3 separate regions of the Homo sapiens genome follow, and all the other regions are linked to region 1. A link is a contact called in ENCODE Hi-C or POLR2A ChIA-PET data. All regions are on one chromosome and are shown on one strand. Each heading gives the region's core, a stretch centred on a gene start or an enhancer-like site at or near the end of the contact. The rest is flanking DNA. Distances are from core to core; before and after follow the strand shown. Region 1 holds the start of CYFIP2 (cytoplasmic FMR1 interacting protein 2). Region 2 overlaps ADAM19 (ADAM metallopeptidase domain 19). Region 3 has its middle 14 kb from the start of THG1L.

Region 1 (4,367 bases), core at 1-2,500:
CCTAACTGGGACACAGACAGGAGGCAGGAAATGGGAACACAGGAACCGACAGTCTCCTGATTTGCCCCTCCTGCCAGCAGGCCTGCCTCCGTCTCCCTGCCCATGCTGAGGGCACAGGCACCCAGGAACTAGCAGAAAAAGATCCTTGTCCCATTCTTGGCCTAGCTGGAAGGACAGCTGATGGCTCATCAGCCCTGGTGAGTGTTTCCACTGTGCTGGGGAAAGTAGGCAAGCAAAGGTCAAAATCAGATTCCCTGTGCTGGGGAGGCACCTGGGCTGTCAGTGTCCTTTCCAGCCGGGTTCTGGATATAGAGGGCCATACTTATGTGGAACATGCTACCTGCCCCCATCCCCAAGCAGAGAGCACCTCCTCCTCTTCTTTTGCACATAGGTGGGCTGTTCTTTGGGGTGAGGGGTAGGGCTGACCTGAAAAGTAGACGCCACAACAGACAGGCAAGCATCTTCCTGGTTCTTCAGAGCTCAAGAAAAAAACCACCTTTTCCCCCAGGAGTCAGCCCACTCATCCCCTTCCCCCACTTCCACCGTGCCCGCAGCCAGCTTGGTGAGCGATGCTAGTGTAGGCCAGAAAGCTTCCAAGCGGGTCAGACCTGCTCCTCTCTCATCAAAGCCCTCCGCCCCCAAACATCGACGCTGCGCCCCTCGCCCCACCCATCACACGTTCTGTGTGCCCGAGGCGGCTGCCAGGCGGGCCCAGGCGGCTCTCGCTGGCCCTGGGGGAGGTGACGGTGGTCACGGCGGCAGAGGCAGGGGCCAGCGCTCTGCAGTACCTGGACTCGAGGATGTCGCCGCTGCCGGGCTCGCGGCCGCTGCAGGTGTCTCCGGTCCCTGAGATTAGCACCGCCTCCTCCCGGGCTGGCGGCTCCGGCCCAGGCCGCGCACCTGCTGCTGCGGCTCCCCCGCCGCCGCGCCGGAGCTCCGCGATGTGCCCGCGCCTCCCGGGCAGAGGGTCCGTGCCGCGGGACGCACGGTGGGTCCGAGGGGGAAAGGGGCCGCGTGGGGCCTGAGGCCGGGCCTCGGGCTAGCCCGGGCACAGCGCCGAGCGCCCCCCGCGGGCCGGGAGAGGGGGCGGCCCTTCGCGCATCCTCACGGCCTCATCCCCGTCCCCGGCGGCATCCTAGTCCCCGTGCCCGGCCCGAGGCCTGCGAGGGCCGCTTACCTGGCTCTGCGGCGGGTCCAGGGGAGGGGCCTGAGGCTACCGCAGGGCCCCGCGCCGGGGCGCAGGATGCTCTGCCCCGCTCCGCTGCGCCGCGCTCGGCCCCGCCCCGGCCCCGCTGCTCCGCCCGCCGCGGCTCCGCCCCCACCCAGCGCCCGCCCCTTCGCCGCAGCGGCTGTCACACAAAGGGCAGGAAATGGCTGCGGCGAGGGTCTCTCCACGCTCTCCGCTGTACCGCCGGCGCACCCAGGACCTGCCTCTCGGTTTCGGAGGACCGCTCAGCCCCCAGGCTTCCTGCCCTGGGGGCGGGAAAGGGAGGGAAGGCTTCTTCCACGGCCTCCATCACCGGGAACCACACCTGCAGCAACCCGAGGACGAGAGCTTCGGCCGCGTTCGGATCTTATTGGCCCCACATGATTTCCAAGTGCTCTTTTATCAACCCAGTCTTTATTGATTACCTATCCTGTTCCAAGTACCGTGCCAGGACTTGGGTGTGCACTGGTGTACAAAAGACAGGGTCCTGCCCCCTTGGAGTTTTATCACCTGCCAGGAGAAACAGGTGTAAATTAACCTAGCAAACGTCCAGTTACAGCCCAAAGTGCTCTGAGGAGAAGGAGCAGGGTGAAGTGACAGAAGATGCAACTGGGGCTAGGGGAAGGGGCCTTCCACCAATTGAGCTTGGTCGCTGATAGGGCTCCTTCGCTTAAGAATAAGTTCTTCCGCTCCCTTCCAGTTCCCTGGAGAAGAGTCCCTGAAGCTGCCACCTCTTTTACAGGGGCCTGCCTCAACTTCATTCTGGAAGAATTGCCTAACGGACAAATAGGTGGCAGGAAGCACTGAGAGGACAGGTACCTTTCTCTTCAAGGCTTATCTGCCGTGTCGGGCTCTTTAAAGAAGCAATTATCTGCCCAGCGGTGGCTCACACCTGTAATACCAAAACTTTGGGAGGCCGAGGAGAGAGGATTGCTTGAGCTCAGGAATTGGAGACCATCCTGGGCAACTCAACGAAACTTCATCTCTACTAAAAATTAAAAAAAAAAAAAAATAGATGGGTGTGGTGGCATCCACCTTTTGTCCCAGCTACTCAGGAGGCTGAGGTGGGAGGATTGCTTGAGCCTGGGAGATTGAGGCTACAGTGAGCTATGATCCTGCCGCCGCACTCCAGACTGGGTGACAGAGTGAGACTCTGTCTCAAAAAAAAAAAAAAAAGAATGAAAGAGAGAGACGGGGGGAGAGAGAGAGAGAGAAAGGAAGAAAGAAAAAGAAAGAGAGAGAAAGAAGAGAAGGAAAGAAAGAAGAGAAAGAAAGAGAGAAAAGAAAAAGAGAAAGAAACAATTCTCATTGAAATCCAGCCTGGTAGGCCTTCAGACCAGGCTGAAGTCAGGCTGCACCAAATTCTAACCTTGAGACACCTGAGCAGGTCACTTCACCACTCTGCTCCACAGAGGTCACCGTATCTGCAACACAGGGAATAACAGTTGCCCTTTATACCTTACAGGGTAAATAATTTGAAAACATTTGAGACATTGTGGAGTGTATGTAGATATAAGGAGTGGTTTCCTAAGGCCCACAAATTTATACTTAATCACTCAGCTGTTCCTAATAAGGGCAATTTGTGGAGGAGCCCCGTTATTCAAGCTCCAGCAAAGGACTTGTGGAAGCCTTTGCTTTCCTTTACTGATCTCACCTTATTTCCCACGTGCTCAGAATCCATAATTCCTTGTGGTTTGATCTTAAATCGCTAATTCCAATTCAAATTGCTATTTCGGAAAAAAATGACTTATATATATATATATATACACACACATACATTTCTTCCCTGGTTCAGTGTGAAAAGCTGTGGGGGTGTTTGTGGAGGATGGGTTTAAAAACAGAACTGAGGTTTCCTTTTTAAAAAATGTTTCATTTTCCACCGTGATCCTTGGGATTTCAAGTTCAGTGATTACAAATACTTAACAATGAGAATCCCAATAAATCAGATTTTCATTCTAAGGGGCATATTATTGCAGATGGTATAGTTTTTTGGAAGACGTATTTCTCCCTGTTGTTCCTTCCCTGTCTTTTCACCTTCAGGAACAAGTTGCCTAAAAACAGAAAAGACTATTACATATATATTTGGTTAGATCTTAGGCAAAAATAACTCCGACCTCTGAGTTCTATTTGTGTATAAAGGAGAGCAGTATGGTCTTTTGAAGCCACTGTGTTGGAAATCCAGAGGCTTGCCTTTTGGTTCTAGTTTTGCAACTAACAGAAGAATGATCTTAGGCAAGGAGCCTCACCCCTGTTTCCTCACCTGTTAAGTGAAGTAAGTTGGATGCTCTCCAACTTCCCTCTGAATGTGGAAAATTACATGAGTTAAAGGGCACGTCCCTCCCAGGCTTAAGGCACTTCCCTAGCTCCCCACTGCCCCCCGATGAAGCCCAAACTCTCCAGTGGCCGGAGAGGGTCTTTAAGAGCTGGCAGCTATCTCTCCATGTGAACAAGCTTGCTGTGCTTCAGCTAAAAGGAACAGCTTTTAGTTCCTCAAACTTGCTGTGTTCTCTGTTGTGCTCGACATTCGTACATGCAAGGCTTCTTCAATGGCAGTTTCTGTCCCCCCATTCCCTCCCTCCACATTCCACACTTTTTCCCAGTTTACCTGATGAAGTTCTGTTCATCTTCCTGGTATTCCTCTAGATGTCGCTTCCTCCAAGATTCCTACATGTCTGGGTTAGCTTGAGATTAGTTGTCTATGTGTCCTTAGCTGCCTGGGCTCCCTCTATCACCCCACGTATTAGTCTGCATTATAATTGTCAACACACTTCCCTGTATTCCACCATGAGACCATAAAATCTAAGGGAGCAGGGATATGTCTGTCTTGCTTTCCCATTGCATCCTTGGAGCCTGGTACTTAACAGGAGTTCAGTAAAAATGGATGGAATGAACACCCATAGGTGACATTTTTAAACTTTGCCACTGAAATGTATAGCTGTCTGTCTACTGCCTTCAGATTTCCTTCACATCCAACCCCAAGCTGTGCATCAGCAATGAAATGGTAGAGGATATCAATAAGAATTGCTTTGGTACTTGCAAAGCTGTGGCCCACATGTTGTCCATGTGGCAACATTACCTTGTGTTTTAGAAAAGCTTCAAGTTATAATCCCAGCACTTTGGGAGGCCGAGGCAGGTGGATTGCCTGAGGTCAGGAGTTCGA
Region 2 (4,297 bases), core at 1,576-4,075, 280 kb before region 1:
GGACACTGGAAAACAAATTTGTGAACTCTTCTTGGGTGAGCCATTTTGAGGGCCCCGCAGGTCCCTGCCAGTTAAGTTGTCTGATCTCAAGAAGTCAGCTCTATTTGTGCAGAGAGGTTACCCATCTTCACAGAGGCAGCCACGAGGGAGGCCTGAAGAGGATTAAGTAAAGACCCTGCTGGCCAAAGGAGTCAGTGGTGCTCATCCAAACATCCTTTGGTATATAATGTAAAAGCAAAACACAGGACCAGAAACTGGTCGGAAGGGTGCCAGGTCTTGTGCGGACTGGGAGAAGATGTCGTGGGAAGTGGTTGGTGAAAGGGAGTGTTGACTTAACGCATTGTTTGGAAACTTCCTTAATAGGAAGTTAAAGAAAACATACTGAGTAGCATTGGCCTTTTGCCAGGCTTCTGGATGGCGCCATTTTTGCCTTCGGAGTGTTGCTTCCAAAGCTGGTCCTCTGGCAACGATGGTGCTTATTCAAGGGAGTCCCTGGGATAGGAGGAGGTCCCAATTTTTTACTCTAGGAGCAACCTCCAAAGTTCCCCCTTCCTTCGCCTTTCTGTTCCCTCATAAAGGAATGTGTCTGCTTGCAGCCCCCTGGACTCATCAGTCCCTTATTTGGCTTTAGGGCCATGCCTTTGGCACGTTGGTTTGTTTCCATTCCTTTGGAGTCAGAGGTGGAATGAGTACTGATGTAGAAATCTTGGTTCTGAAGCAGCTCTGGCTGTCTCTTCCCTGCTTTTCTTTCAGCATCTTAGAAAACAAAACAATACTCACTGAATTTATTTTGTCCCAAATCTAGACTAGTGCAGGCCATGACATTAGAATAGCACTCTGCTTTTCAGAGACACTTTCCAGTACCTGTCTGTCCTGGGCATTGCCATTTCTGCTTGATAGAAAGGGAAACTGAGGCTGAGTAGTTTGTGACTTGCACCGTATCACCTAGCCAGTTAAAAAATATTGTCAAAATTTACAAACCCAGAAGGAGAGAGACTAGTATTATAAACCTCAGATGCCCATTACCTAGATTTAACAATGATCAAGATTTTGCCACGTGTATATATAGCTAGTGCTGGAGAAAATGATAGCAATATTTGTAAAGCACAAATACTTTCTACTTTACAAATAATTCTTTCACATTTGTTCATATGATCTTCCTATATGCCAGGCACTATTCTAACATCTTACAGGGGCACTGTGAAGTAGATTTTGTCATTCTCCTCATTTTATGATGAGAAACCATAGGCACGGAGAAGTTACTGACCAGTCTGAATTCACACGACTTATAAGAGCTAGGATTTGAATGTATTTTCTCATTTGATCCTCAGCATCGCTGTGATACTGATGGTGATTATTAGTCTGTTCATTTTGCAGTCTAGAAAATGGAGGGGGTTTATGTGGCTCACGTGAAAACAATTTTTATACAAATACATAGTGAGCACTTCTCGAAGTTTTATTTATCTAATTAATGGGCTAACCAGCAAGATGATAAAACTGGTTTAAAATTGGATAAGGGAAACTAAGACGTATTTGTGTGGCGGTGTGTGTGTATTTAATAGTGAAAAAAGGAATGCTGAGATAAGATTGCTAAATTAGACACAAAACTAGTTAATATCCTAGGGGCTGTAAAATCATAACCTTTGGGGTTATCTTTTCTACTAGATGGAAATATTTGCATTTCTGTTGTATCTTATTAAGTTTTTACAAGTTAACATCTGATTTTACAGAGTGGAACAAGGGCTGTCCTAATTAATTGTAAATAGTACATCTTTCAAAGCCACACTCTTCCCATAAAGTCCAGAGAACCGTAGACAGGCCTCTGAGAGTCTAAGGCTTGGCTGTGCTCCCTTAGTGTTTTTTAATTTAATGTTTTGAGACAGAATCTGGCTCTGTCACTCAGGCTGGAGTGCAGTGGTGCAATGTCAGCTTACTGCAGCTTCCGCCTCCCGAGTTCAAGCGATTCTCCTGCCTCAGCCTCCTGAGTAGCTGGGATTACAGGTGCGCGCCACCACACCTGGCTATTTTTTTTTGTAGAGACGGGCTTTCGCCCTGTTGTCCAGGCTGGTCTGGAACTCCTGGCCTCGTGTGATCCACCTGCCTCGGCCTCCCAAAGTCCTGGGATTAGAGGCGTGAGCCATTGCACCCAGCCCTGGCTGTACGCTTGTGTGACATTGAGAGGAACCATAGTCATCTTTTGCTTCATTTCCAGGCTTTGGAAGGGCAGTTGCCTAGTGCAGCTGCTGCTTAAACCAAAGCATTCCGACTTTCCCTCTATGCTGGGTTAGCACCATCTTTAGACTTTTGGAAGGTGATTAGGAGGCTAGAAATAAAAAAAAGAATTAAAAATGTTAAAATTGCTCAAATGGAGTAGAATAATTCCCAGAACCCGAAAACATAAATCACCTGAAAAAAAAAAAACTATTAAAAATACAGATTTCTTAATCCTTCCCTAGAAAAGGGAGGGGATTGTGTATTTTTGAACAGTCTTTCCAGGTGTTGTGCAGTTGTTGGGCTAAGTCGCATGGTGAGAACATTATTACTAACATAGGCAGGATGAAGACCCTCCAGGTGAAATAAGAGAGACCAGAAAAGTGGACCTCCCAAGGCATCATCAGGGTATAAATGCCTGGAGACTCTTGGAAGAATTAGATAGAGAAAGGCCCAGAGAAAGGAGGTGTCAGCAAAACTTGCTACTGAGATGAGCAGAGTGATGCTCGCCTATGCTGAGCTCGTCTGCAGAGGGTGTTTTTCAAGGTAAATGGGAAATTGTTATCACTTTATCTTCACTGGTTTGCTTATCTGAAGCAGGAGGAAGAAGGTTTGAGCTCCCAGAAGATGTTTTGCAAATTCATTTTAGTGTCACTGCTCCTTCCTCTCTAGAGGGTGGTTTAGCCTAGAGAGGCATTTGAAATTTGTCTGACGATAAATAGAACTTAAAGGAATTGTCCTGAGTTTGAAGCTTCTGAGCCTTAGGAAAGACGGGTCTGAGCTGTTTTCAGGCTGCAGTGTACTTTCAGGGCCTGGCTGCTTGTACAGGTTCCAGTTCTTCTTCCCTAGAGAGTGACCTAATGTTTTATGTCCGGTATTTGGGGGTAGCTTATTTTCCTAGGTGGGAGTCTGAAGATGCAGGTTTTGCTCAGGGACTTTGGAATCTAAATGACCCAGATTTTGCTCAACTCTAGTGCTGGCTATTATTATGATGGTGCCGAGACATGGCAGAGTGTCCTACTGATTTCTGCCTGTCCGTGGGCTCCTGAGCACAGAGCAGACAGAGCAGGGGGCAGCAGGGTAGAACAGAAATTGCTTTTCTTTTAAAGCTAGAAAAAAGGAGTGGGCGGAATGGGAAATCTTGCACAGTCCTTTCTCTTCCTGGATGCACATCACTCACAAGTCGTTTCCTGAAAATCCTAATGCAATCCAATGGTGAGAGACGGCTTCCTGCCGGTCTGCTGAGCCAGCCCCTCGTCAGGGAGGAGATGAGAACAAGATGTGGTCAGAGAATGGGGCAGCTGGGCTGGGCCGGGCTGCTCAGTGACCATGTGCCCTCCTCTCTGTGGGACAGCAGCGTCCTTTGGTTCTGAGAGCAGCACCTGGACACATGGGCGTATGTGGACCTAGCTTGGGGGAGCTGCAGAGTTGTTCAAACAGATGGCTGGCCCTAACCCTAGAGTTTCTGTCTGATTCATGAGTCTGGGTGGAGCCTGGCAATTTGCATTTTTAACTAGTTTCTAGATGATGCTGATATTGCTGCTTCAGAAAGGGTGATTAGGTGGAAAATGAAAGCGGATTGTTTTATGTAGATTCAGAGGCCAGAATGAAGGCCTGTGGGTGCCAGTGACAGAGGTGTAGTTTTTAATCCGGAGTAAAACATTAAACTACTGTATGTGGTCAGAAATGGAGTGGGTAGTCTCAGGAGTAGCCTCTCCCTGGAGGTGTCCAGTGGTGAATAGCCATTTGGCAGATTCCTACACGAGATAAAAGGTTCATTCATTCGTTTGCGAGTTTATTCACTCATTCACAGAATGCACATGTACTGCCTGCTTGCTAGGTGCTGGGGGCCGGGGAGAAGACTTCAAAGACACAAGGTCCCTGTTTTTGGGGAGCTCACAGTGTAATTGGGGTTTGACTACATGATTTCTAGGGTTCCTTTCAGTGCTGAGGGTCAGAGAGGCCTGTGATGATGGGGTAATGTCACTGGGTGAATGATTTCTCCCCCCTTGCTAAGTCTCAGAAGAGGCTGAGAATATTTTTACCAGGAGTGCATTTTCTGTGGGAAAATTCACACTTCCCCACT
Region 3 (4,185 bases), core at 73-2,572, 450 kb before region 1:
GTAGGAAGAGAGGTCCTTGGGAAGTTTTCTTTTTTTCTTTTTTTTTTGAGACAGAGTCTCACTCTGTTGCCCAGGCTGGAGTGCAGTGGCGCAATCTCGGCTCACTGCAAGCTCCGCCTCTCAGGTTCACCCCATTCTCCTGGCCCAGCCTCCTGAGTAGCTGGGACTACGGGTGCCCACCACCACACCCGGCTAATTTTTTTTTTTTTTTTTTGTATTTTTAGTAAAGACGGGGTTTCACTGTGTTAGCCAGGATGGTCTCTATCTCCTGACCTCGTGATCCTCCCGCCTCGGCTTCCCAAAGTGCTGGGATTACAGGCGTGAGCCACCGTGCCTGGCCAAGGGAAGCTTTTGTTTTTTAAAGCATCTCTGGAAAAGTTTCTCTTAAATCCCTGGCTCTTAGCAGCAGCCCACCAACCTTTGATATGCAAATACTGACCATTAGAAAGTGGGCCCACCCAAACATGGAGATTCCTGTGGCCTTCCTGCCCTTTCCCCACATGTTCCTGGCAACATGGCCACCTCCAAATATCCCCAGGAGTGTAGAACATCATGGCGCCCTACATTTGCATATTAAAAGGCTAGGGTGGGAGGGTCAGCTTTTTTACAGGCTACGTGAATGTCATGCCTAGTCAAACCAATCCCTTGAGCCCTGTGCAAATCAAACACCACCTCCAGCCTCTGCATATATACCTGGCTGGTGTCCCTGCCAGGTGGGGACCTCCTCTTTCAGCTTTGGAGCCCCCATCCCTGTGTCTCTGTATGGGGGAGCTTCTTTCTTCTGTCTTCTCCCTTCCTTCTTACCTATTAAACTCTCCGCTCCTTAAAAGCAAAAAAAAAAAAAAGAAAGAAAGAAAAAACAGGGTTTCCCCATGTTAACCAGGCCGGTCTCCAACTTGTGGGCTCAAGCTATCCGCATGCCAAAGCGCTGGGATTACAGGTGTGAGCCACTATGCCCGGCCCTGAATTCATGATTTTTAAAAATGTATTTTCCAGGCCCAGTGCGGCGGCTCATGCCTGTAACCTCAGCACTTTGGGAGGCCAAGGCGGGCAGATTGCTTGAGGCCAGGAAATTGAGACCATCCTGGCCAATGTGGTGAAACTCTGAGCTAAAAATACAAAAATTAGCCTGGCATAGTGGGGCATGCTTGTAAATCCCAGCTGCTCGGGAGACTGAGGCATGAGAATCGGTTGAACCAGGGAGGAGGAGCTTGCAGTGAGTTGAGATCTCACCACTGCACTCCAGCCTGGGCGACAGATCCAGATAATGTCTCAAAAAAATAAAGTGTATTTCCCAGCTCTGTCCATTGGGTGGAGATAAAATGACACTCCAGAAGCAGTAAGCATCCAGATCTTAACTTCAAATTACCATTCCCCATGAAAATGAAAATAAACTCCTTGAAGAAATGGCTGGCTCCACATTGTGGCAGAGGAAATTCTAGGCGAGCCTGGGACACTGTGTTGTCCCAGAAAGGAAGGAAATGCTCAGACTAATGAGTGTATCTCAAAAAAGATGAGCCAGCTTAAAGGGGTTCCCACTGGCCAAATATGCGATAATTTGGGCATTGATAAAAATAATAACTATAATTGATTGCAATTGTATTGCAATTGTATTGATAGTGCCTGTAATCTTAGCTACTTGGGAGGCTGAGGCAGGATAATCGTTTGAACCCAGGAGGCAGAGGTTGCAGTGAGCCAAGATAGCACCATTGCACTCCAGCCTGGGTGACAAGAGCAAAACTCCATCTTAAAAAAACAAAACAAAACAAAAACACACACGCCAAAAGAACATAATCAGACATATTCAGGATGCAGGGTATTATGTAAGATCACTGACTTGGCTTCTTCAAAAGTAAATTTTATCAAGAAGAACAATATCTTTGAACATGTGTCCTAGGAGAAAAAAGGAAAATGAAAAAGGAGGAGAAACAGGGAAGAAAGAAAAGGTAAGTGGAGGGCTGGGCATGGTGGCTCACGCCTGTAATCCTAGCACTTCGGGAGGCCAAGGCGGGTGGATCACTTGAGGCCAGGAGTTGGAAACAAGCCTGGCCTTGATGGGGAAACCCTGTCTCCACTGAAAATATAAAAATTAGCCAGCTTGGTGGCTCATATCTGTAATCCCAGCTATTCAGGAGGCTGAGGGAGGAGAATTGCTTGAACCTGGGAGGCAGAGTTTGCAGCAAGCCAAGATTGTGCCACTGCACTCCAGCCTGGCCAACAGAGCAACACTGTCTCAAAAAAAAAAAAAAAAAAAAAAAAATAGAAAAGGTAAGTGGGGACTGTTCCAGAATAAGAGATTTAAGAGACATAACAACCAAATACAATGCAAAACTCTTGACTGGATACTGGCCTAAAAACCATTAAAAACAGCTCTAAATTCACTGGGGAAATCTGCAATTACAAACAACCCTAGGTTTTAGTGGTTTGTAAAACAAAAGTTTATTTCCTGTTCAAGTCACTTGTACTGCCAGTTGACTATGGTTATATTCCTGATAGCTGTTTTGATCCCTGTGTCTTACCCCAAAACCCAGGAAATGATTAGAAAAGCTTCTACACCGCACAATGTGCATCTTGCTGCTCACAATATGTTTGCTGAAGCAATATGGCCAAGCGCTAAGATTATAGGGGAAGAGTGTGTCATCTTCCCATAGAGAAGAGGAAAGTGAATACTTTTGAGTAATAATATAATCTATTGCCACTCTTTATTAGTGGATACTAGGGAATTTTAAATTTTACAGGTATGATAATGTAGTGTGTAAAAGACTAATCTTAGGAGACACACTAAGAAGTATTTAGGGATGAGATAGTAACAGTAAAAAAGTAGATTGGTAGTAAAAGCAAAAGTGGCAAACTGTTAACAACTATTGAATCTAGTGGTGGTTTTATGGGTATCCATTATATATTTTTTTAACTTTTCTACATGTTCTGGGTGGAATTGTGACTCTCCTAAAATATGTTGAAGTCCTAACCCATATATCTGTGGATGTAACTTTATGTGGAAGTAGGGTCTTTGCCCTATTGGCTACTGTAAGCAATTAAAATGGGGTCATTAGGATGTGCCTTTAGCCCACTATGACTGGTTTTCTTATAAGAAAACAGAGACACACACAGAGAGGAAGAATGGCACCTGAGGAAGGAAGCAGAGACTGGAGTGATGCATCTACAAGCCAAGAAAGGTCAAGGATTGTCCTTGACAAGGCTGAGGCAGGAGAATCCCTTGAGCTTGGTAGGTGGAGGTTGCAGTGAGCTGAGATGGTGCCACCGCACAGAGACAGGGTAAGTCTCTGTCTGAAAAATAATAATAATAATAATTGAGATCACAGATTTGGACTGCAGAAACTGAGCTTTAAATTATCAAAGTGACAGGAAGATTAGGAAATCTGCCAAATGTCCGTTAAGGATGAACCAGAATGATTTGACAGGGCATATTTGAATGAACTGATAGAATAAACATAATAGATCAATATTGAACTAAGATGAATCAGGAAACTGGTTATGGTAAAGATAACTGCCATTTTTTTGAGCACTCGCAAATTGCTATGTGATGCTGCATAAACCTTGTACAGGTCATCCTTTTTCATCCTCAGAATAATCCATTTTACAAATGAGAAAACAAACAGAGGCTTATAGGGATTAAAAGTCTGCACTTTTAGCCACAACACTCTCCTGCTCCAATAAAATAGTTAGCACATGCTATGTCCCTGGTGCTGTGTTAAGCACTCAGGATACATTTTCTAGACCCATCCTCTCAGCCGCCTTGTTGAGAAGCATTATTCTCCTTACTTATCAGATACCTACAAGAGATACAATAACTTCCTGCAGTACTATATATGGGAACCAGGGAAGCTGGGAGACTCATCCAGATCACTGTCTTTACAGGTGAATTCTACCTAGATCCTACCTACTCTCAGGGTTCTGACAGGTGGAGAAGATAAGACGATTATACTGCAAGGGAAAACATGGTGGGTGTCATAGAGTTCCCACAGACAAAGTACCATGAGAATCCCCAGGAAGAATGTTATTGAAGGGGAAAAGTAAACCCTAAATTTCTTTGAAACTCACAAACCCTTTTGTAAAATTCTGCACACAGGGAATATAAAATGGTGTAGCTGCTATGGAAAACAGTATAGCAGCTCCTCAAAAAATTAAATATAGGGCTGAGCATGGTGGCTCACACCTGTAAGT

Evidence for each region. A loop is a pair of places that touch in the nucleus more often than their neighbours do. ChIA-PET counts read pairs that join two places held with the same protein, here RNA polymerase II (POLR2A). Pooled maps may share reads with other maps.
Region 2: a loop to region 1 is called in a pooled map, with 2.8 times the contacts of the local background. The contact joins the enhancer-like site here to the promoter of CYFIP2 in region 1. A Hi-C loop is called at or near these places in 1 of 168 maps with a recorded cell type or tissue (naive thymus-derived CD4-positive, alpha-beta T cell), 4 of 37 single-sample maps with no recorded cell type and 11 of 50 pooled maps. POLR2A ChIA-PET finds 5 or more read pairs at or near these places in 3 of 52 experiments (B cell, T-cell and activated CD4-positive, alpha-beta memory T cell).
Region 3: a pooled map shows a loop between it and region 1 (2.7-fold over the local background). The contact joins the enhancer-like site here to the promoter of CYFIP2 in region 1. A Hi-C loop is called at or near these places in 1 of 168 maps with a recorded cell type or tissue (MCF 10A) and 14 of 50 pooled maps. POLR2A ChIA-PET finds 5 or more read pairs at or near these places in 2 of 52 experiments (B cell and OCI-LY7).

Annotation. Positions count from the first base shown.
Region 1 is chr5:157,263,006-157,267,372 of GRCh38, reverse strand. CYFIP2 (cytoplasmic FMR1 interacting protein 2) reads right to left here and starts at 1,250. Exons shown (of 31, transcript NM_001037333.3): 1 at 1,178-1,250. RefSeq lists an enhancer at 34-143 and a silencer at 824-1,343.
Region 2 is chr5:157,540,384-157,544,680 of GRCh38, reverse strand. All of the region lies in intron 3 of ADAM19 (ADAM metallopeptidase domain 19), which reads left to right. Among named protein-coding and RNA genes, the nearest start is that of ADAM19, 33 kb to the left of the region's middle. RefSeq lists enhancers at 2,805-2,914, 3,075-3,134, 3,545-3,644, 3,785-3,904. Within about 2 kb of position 2,825, at least 25 of the 41 ENCODE cell types and tissues checked have a DNase peak (open chromatin) inside an H3K27ac peak, as active enhancers do; they include B cell, where a contact is called at or near this core.
Region 3 is chr5:157,715,813-157,719,997 of GRCh38, reverse strand. No RefSeq gene overlaps it. Among named protein-coding and RNA genes, the nearest start is that of THG1L, 14 kb to the left of the region's middle. Within about 2 kb of position 1,322, at least 3 of the 41 ENCODE cell types and tissues checked have a DNase peak (open chromatin) inside an H3K27ac peak, as active enhancers do; they include B cell, where a contact is called at or near this core.